Linked DNA regions of Homo sapiens: region 1 is linked to region 2. A link is a contact called in ENCODE Hi-C or POLR2A ChIA-PET data. All regions are on one chromosome and are shown on one strand. The core of a region is the stretch at or near the end of the contact, and the rest is flanking DNA. Distances in the headings are between cores, read along the strand shown.

Region 1 (3,710 bases), core at 1-2,500, 84 kb before region 2:
CTTCCACTCACTGGATTTAGCTGTGGGCCCCAGGGGTTGCCCAGATTAGGAACCAGTGGGCATTGCAATCAGTATGAATAGATTGCCCCATTCCCTGCCAGCCTGGTAGTGACTTTTCCACATGTTTTTCTAGCATGGTTTAAGGAATTGGTCCATATCTCACGGGACCTGTCTGCCTTCCCCTGCTTCCCTGTCCTCTGAATAACTTCCTCCCCAGGAACCCCCTTCTGTCTCGGCTGCCACTCAGCCGCCTTCAGCACTTGAAAAGTGAGTTCATGACCTGTGACCTCACTGCTGTCAGGGAAGGCTTCAGCCCTGAGAGCTGCCTCCCCAACGCTCATCACCCCCTCCCCAAAACAGGCCCCCTTTAAAAATCCAGCCCTCACCCTTGCCTCCCAGGGCAGCCAGGGGTTGATACTCACACCACAGCTGGCTGGGAGCAGAGGCTGCTGGTCTCATAGTAATCTACCACAAAGTTGCGAGGAAGCTTCCTCGCGGTGTAAGAAAAGCAGCAGGCGGTGGGAGGGTCTGAGCCCACTGAAAGGAAAGGCCAGGGTGAGATCAACACTGCCCATGGGAGCTGTTTATTTTGACTTCTAATTTTGCATCTTCATTGAGCATCCCTGTGGAGCTACCAGAACCCCAAATATGGTCCCTTGTATCCATTCCCACCTAACATGAGCAGGAGTCTTATTCTGAATAGTGGATCTTCAGAGAAGAACGAGAAAGAAATCTAGAAGATTGGAACTGGATTCAGTCTCAGAACACATCGCACTCCCTTCATATGACAGATGGGGAAACCAAGGCACAGAGAGGGACAGGGGCTTGCTTGAACAAATAATTAAAGGCAGAGCCAATTCAACAGTCTGACTTCCAGCCCATCGTTTTCCTCTGCTGGTTGCTAATTCTTAAGAAAATAGGAACTTGAATGTTACTGAATATCTACTAGACTCTACATTTAGCAGCAGACTACATGGCAATCTTCCTAGCTGCCTTTTGTCCCATCCCCAGATCCCACTGTTTGCCAGCCATGACTAGAAAAAAGGACTCTGCCTACACCTTGACTCGAAATAGCAGCTGCAAAAGTAGACTTACTTGGTGCTGAGAGTGCTAGAGAGCAGAAGGCAGCTACTAGCACGAGGAGAGACAGGACAGTCACGCAGAGCTTCATGGTATTGGTGGCAAAGAGGTTTTCTCAGAGGTGAGGCTGCAGAACTCAGAAGCTTCAGAACCTAGCTGTGTCCTGTGCTGATACTGAGTTGGGAATCTCTCTTTATAGGGACTCTGAGGCCTAGGACAAATGTGGGGGCACAGGAGAGTGAGTGGAATTTCCATGGTAGAGATGATGTCATGGCTCCTGAAGCTAGCTGAGTGAGGAGTTCCTCTCAGCTTCTCTTCCCCAGGGCGATGTCATCATAGAGGAAAGATGAGGGAGGTGCAGGCGAGAAGAAAAGGGAAGTGGTACAGCCAAAAGCAGTGACCGAGACTGGGGAGAGAGTTGCAAACCCCAGAGGAAAAGATGAAATGTTCACACCTGCTACAAGTGGCTTGTAGACAAGAACTGTGCTGCTCTTGGTGGTTGGCACCCCCAGATGCTGGAGGGTTCATGCCAGTCTTTCCAGGCTGGCCACAGTCCTGGCCCCAAGAACAAAGCGGGAACCAGGACTCCCCCATCCCCTTCCTGTGCCTTCTTCTGCTGAGCTCAGTGCCACTGACTTTTGTGCCCTATATGTTTCCTTGGGCATGAAGAGTCCAGCATTGGATGTGCGGAGGGACCCAGTAGGGTGGCTCAGGAACATTTGTAAGTTCTTATTGGACACTTACCTTGTACCAGGCACTGGGAAAGCTGTGTTACACATATTATATATAATCCTACCATAATCTTGAGCAGGGGTGTCTAATCTCATTTTACAGATAAGGCAATTGGGGATCAGAGAGTGGTCCACTGATGGCGCTCAATGCCACAGAGCTGATGAATGGCACTGCCAAGATTTGAATCAAGATTCGAATCAAGATTCATCTGACTCCAAAGTCCATTTTCTTTCCATGCTGTAGTCTCCAGAATAAACATAGAGTGTGACCACAAAGAGAAACCATTGACTGATAGACTGCTAGGAGCTATTCCACACTCAAAGACCGATTATACTCAGACTTAATTCAGGGAAGGGATAGGGCTAGTCTGTCCTAGGACAAGGAGGGAACGGAGAAGAAATAAAGATTTCAAGATATTTTCTTGGACCAGCAAAAGACCAGGACAAATTAACCAGTAAGAATCAAGTCTGGAAGACCCAGATAGAGAATGTTCTTCTAGTATAAAAACAGAATTGAGCTGGGTACAGGGCCTCACACCTGAAATCCCAGCACTTTGGGAGGTCAAGGCAGGCAGATTGCTTGAGCCCAGAAGTTTGAGACCAGCCTGGGGAACATGGTGAAACACTGTCTCTATAAAAAACACACATACAAAAAAAAAACTTGACTGGGAGTGGTGATACACACCTGTAGTCCCAGCTGCTCAGTAGGCTCAGGTGGGAAGATCACCTGAGCCCAGGAAAGTCCAGGCTGCAGTGAGTGGTGATTGTGCCACTGCACTCCAGCTTGTTTGACAGAATGAGACCCTGTCCCAAAAACAAAGCAAAGCAAAACAAAACAAAGCAAAACAAACCAAAACAAAACAAAACAGAATTATATACCTAGTAATGAGTTTATCTATGTTACAGGCAAAATGTGTAATCTAAGGATGTGGGTGTGTCCCAGCCAGTCCATAGGGAATGCCCATGCTCATGTTAAGCCCTGGCTGGTTTGACAGTTGCTGGGCACCTGTACAGAAGGTGAAGCTTACAAAGGCCCTGCATACAGGAGTGTGCAAGGTTGGACAAATGAAGGGAATGAGGATAATTGGATCAAGACCTCTATCTGCCTTTAGCTCCACTACTCTAACCCACCTGCTCACCTTTAACCCCACATTGTTACCTGCTCTTCTCTGAGAAAGAAAAAAGAAGAGTAAAAAAAGGGAGCCATGACTTCAAACTATACCACAGGGCTGCAGTAACCAAAACAGCATGGCTTTGGTACAAAAACAGACTCATAGACCAATAGAACAAAATAGAGAGCTCAGAAATAATGCTGCATACCTGCAGCCATCCGAACTTTGACAAAGTTAACAAAAACAAGCAACAGGGAAAGGACTTCCCAGTCAATAAATGGTACTGGGATAACTGGCTAGCTGTATGCAAAAGATTGAAACTGGACCCCTTCCTTACACCATCTGTAAAAATCAACTCACAATGGGTTGAAGACTTAAATGTAAAACCTAAAATATAAAACTATAAAAATATGATACCTGTAAGATAACCTAGACAATATGATTCTGGGCATAGGATCTGGCAGATATTTCATGATGAAGATGCCAAAAACAAATCACAACAAAACCAAAAACTGACAAATGGGATCTAATTAAACTAAAGAGCTTCTGCACAGCAAAAGAAATTATCAGCAGAGTAAAGAGATAACCTACAGAATGGGAGAAAATATTTACAAACTATGTATCTCACAAAGGTCTAATATCCAGAATCTATAGGGAATTTAAACACATGTACAAGCAAAAAACAAACAACTCCGTTAAAACGTGGGCATTGAACATAAACAGACACATTTCAAAAGAAGACGTACACGCGGCCAAGAAACATACAAAAAATGCTCAGCACCACTAA
Region 2 (3,661 bases), core at 662-3,161:
TAACTTTTGATTTAAAGTAAGAGATGTGAGACTCTTCCTTTCACTTGAACACTTAGAGGTCATTGTAGGGTTATTCATTGGCCTCATTTCAATATTTTTGTGTTTAAGGGAATAAGGAGGTCTGAGGAGAAGGGGAGAGATGGGAGAACAGCTGGTGTGTGGAGCAGTCCGAACACACACAGCATTTATGGGTTAAGTACACTGTCTTACATGAGCATGGTTTGTGATACCCCAAAACAATTACAATAATAACATCAAAGATCACTAACCCCAGACCACCATAACACATAATAGTAATGAAAAATTTGAAATATTGAGAGAATTACTGGAGACACAGAGTAAACACATGCTGTTGGGAAAAAATAGTACTGATGGACTTGCTCAATGCAAGGTTGCCACAAACCTTCAATTTGTAAAAAAGTGCAGTATCTGTGAAGTGCAACAAAGTGAGGTAGCAATAAAATGAGGTGTGCCTGTGTTTATTCTCTCAGCCGTTAAAGCTAGAGTCAACTGCAGGTGTAACCGTTCCTCCTGGAGAAGGAGGTCAGCAGTTAGCAAGGCCACTCTACTTCCATCGTCATGAGGTTACTCATAGCTTCTTTGGATATTCCCTGGAACCCCGAACAGTGGCTATAAAGATTGTGAGCAATCCTGGGGAGAAATCCTGGCATGTTTGTTTTGGCATAGGAAGGGGCACTAAAGCCTGGAGCAGGAAAGCCTCAGGGTACCACAGACAGAGGCTGGGCTGTTCTGTGGTATGCCCCATCCCCCATCAAAATTGCCAGGAAGGGCACAAGTAAGGACTTCACTTATTTTAGCCTTTCCCCTAAATTACATTTGAGTAGCCACAGAAGCTGCTATCTCCAGGGGAGCATGAGCTCCTGGGGGCTTCCAAGACATCTGAGGATCATAACTGATGTCAAAGAAAGATACAAACTTCACAAGATAGTCTGGATGAATCAGATTTAATGAACCAAATAGAGCAAGACATAGGACATTGGGCTATAAGATGGAAAGCTTTTTGGTTGTGCTCTGTTCCTTCCTCACTAAGTCCGAGGAAGACTTCGGCTGTAAGGAAGACAGCAGCTGTGCCTGTCCTGCAGAGTCAGAATGATGCGATAACGTCATGGTGGGCTGGAGAGACCAGCAATACCAGCATGCTGATCTGCTGGCCAATGAGGAGCCCTCACTGTCAGCAGGAGTCCCATTTCTTCCTTCACGCTTCTGTGTTCTTCCCTCAGCTTCTTCAATTCCACTCTCACTCTAAGTTCCCCATTTTCACAGTCTGGCCCTTGGGAGAATATTCTCTCTGCTCTGAAGTCTGTAGAGTCTTGGCAGGAATGAAATTTGCGTTGTCATAACCCCCTTCTTTCCATCTCATAAGAAGATATTATAAAATCTCTGCTCAGAGCAAGCCATCTTCCCACCCTGCACATACCTTGTGTTCACCTCAGAGCTGCTCCCTCTTGGATTCCCACATGGAGGGCACATCCCCCACCTAGAGGAGTGACCCTACTCTCCACATCCAACTTCGGTCAGACCCAACCCAATCTGATGAGAAGGATGGAAAATGCAGGGTGATCCCTCTTGTAGGTCAAAGGAAGTGGGTCTGATGAATGCAGTGGGGACACAGCCTGCCTCTGTGTCAGATGATCCCCAGGCCTACGGCTCGGCCTGGAAACTTCTCTGCTCCCCTCGATCCTGAAAGGAGGACTGTGAGCACAGGTCACCTCATCCTCATGGTGATAAAAGCCACCAAAATGAAGACTGTGCCTTCTTCCAGTTAGGCTTTGATGTGCTGCACACACCTGGAACAATTTGTACCCTCAATGTCACCAGAAAGGAAGGCAGAGCAGAAACAGTAGGGCAGGAAGTATACACAAATACGAGGTCTCCAGGGAGTGCCCCCAGGTGAGCCAGTTCCTGTTCTATCTCACAGCTGGTTTCTCTCTAATTACAGTAGTGGTTTCTTGGAGATGTAATCGCCAAACATGAGACATTTAAGAACACTTTTTAGCACTTTGCTAATCCCAACAAGGCATGGATGTTCCTGGTACCTTTAGGAAAAGTGGCCAAAGAAATGAATCGTCTCTGTGTCATTTAGAAAATCAGAGTGAATGCGTAAGCTATGAAGCCAGGTGTAGTGTGCTGGGGGCCATCTGGGGCCTCCTGGAGGTTCAGTGACAAGAGGATTTGAAGAGCTTCTGGGAGAGATGTTGAAAGTGTGCTTGGAAGCCGCTGACCAACCCCCCAGCTGAGATCCCTATGCAGGTATGAAATTCGGGCTGCCGCTTAACTGCAGGGGCAGTAACAGGTGGGTAGTGAAGTCACTCCCTGAGAAGATGGGTGTTCAAAGGTTGCAAGCTGGCTGAGGGCCTAGAAGGTTGAGAGACAGAGTCTACCCTGATGCCTGGTGGTCTCTGACCTCTGCTTTGTACTCAGAGGTTCCTAGAGGAAATGCTGCTTCAGTGAGCTAAAGAGTGAACAAAATAACAAGAGAAGAACACTAAATGTTCCACACAAGCCTGAGTAGGATGCCTGCCCTCTCTCCTCCCCAAATTACAGAATCTCAGTGAAAGAGATGTGGAGGTAAAACCCCAATGACAGTCAAAGGAGGTGAGGCCAGACACGGTGGCTCACGTCTGTAATCCCAGCACTTTGGGAGGCCAAGGCAGGTGAATCATGAGGTCAGGATTTCGAGACCAGCCTGGCCAACATAGAGAAACCCTGTCTCTACTAAAAATACAAAAATTAACTGGGCATGGTGGCACACGCCTGTAGTCCCAGCTACTTGGGAGGCTGAGGCAGGAGAATTGCTTGAACCCGGGAGGCAGAGGTTGTGGTGAGCCAAGATCGCACCATTGCACTCCAGCCTGGGCAACAGAGCAAGACTCTGTCTCAGAAAAAGAAAAAAAAGAAGAAGAAGAAGGAGACGAATACAAAGCCTGCTTTGTCATTGGTGGTTGGAGCTGTGACAAGCACTCATGACCATCTATGGGGGGCCTGGACAAGACAATATACCCTAGCAGCAAAGAAATACTAGGCAAGCCAAGAGAAGGGCTCAGACTGAACACCCCTGGTAGTTAGTTCACATTGGCATCTCAGAATCTTTGGAGGTGCTAAATTTGCAAGCACCCAGGAAGGATGACTCAGTCTGAAGAAGGGACCAGGGCACCTGGAGATGGAGCAGTGATAGCTACAGGAGGCAGACAAATCCCTAGGCAGACAGGGGTGGGTCCCCAGTGAAACCCCGTCTTCAAACCAGAGACGGTTTAAAGCCTGAAAGCCAAGCTACGAGTCTTAGATAAATCCATAGACCAGACTGGGAACCTCTCTTCCCATTTGGCACACTTTCCTCTAATTGATCCCCACCCTTCACCTATTTTACATATACCTACACTTCCCTAATTGATTTTTTACACTGCTGTGCCCACCTTTGAGTGGTGCCTTTGTTTTAGCCTTTCTTGCATACTCACAAACCAATCAGCACACACTACCCCATTCTGAGCCCATAAAAGCCTTGGACTCAGCCACACTGGGGGACTGCCCACCTTCAGTCAGGAAGAGACCATCCAACTTTGGAGAGGGGACTGCCCTCTTAGGTCCTCTCTTTGCTGAGAGCTGTCACTCAATAAAACTCTCCTCATCCTTTGGTTGTCAG

The links. A loop is a pair of places that touch in the nucleus more often than their neighbours do. ChIA-PET counts read pairs that join two places held with the same protein, here RNA polymerase II (POLR2A). Pooled maps may share reads with other maps.
Region 1: a loop to region 2 is called in a pooled map, with 3 times the contacts of the local background. The contact joins the promoter of CCL4L2 here to the enhancer-like site in region 2. A Hi-C loop is called at or near these places in 2 of 37 single-sample maps with no recorded cell type and 3 of 50 pooled maps. POLR2A ChIA-PET finds 5 or more read pairs at or near these places in 2 of 52 experiments (IMR-90 and Panc1).

Annotation. Positions count from the first base shown.
Region 1 is chr17:36,208,603-36,212,312 of GRCh38, reverse strand. It overlaps CCL4L2 (C-C motif chemokine ligand 4 like 2), which reads right to left and starts at 1,250. Exons shown (of 3, transcript NM_001291468.2): 1 at 1,096-1,250; 2 at 423-537. The coding sequence starts at 1,171.
Region 2 is chr17:36,125,646-36,129,306 of GRCh38, reverse strand. The region is part of intron 2 of LOC101927369 (a long non-coding RNA gene); the gene reads left to right. Among named protein-coding and RNA genes, the nearest start is that of CCL4, 24 kb to the right of the region's middle. Within about 2 kb of position 1,911, at least 4 of the 41 ENCODE cell types and tissues checked have a DNase peak (open chromatin) inside an H3K27ac peak, as active enhancers do.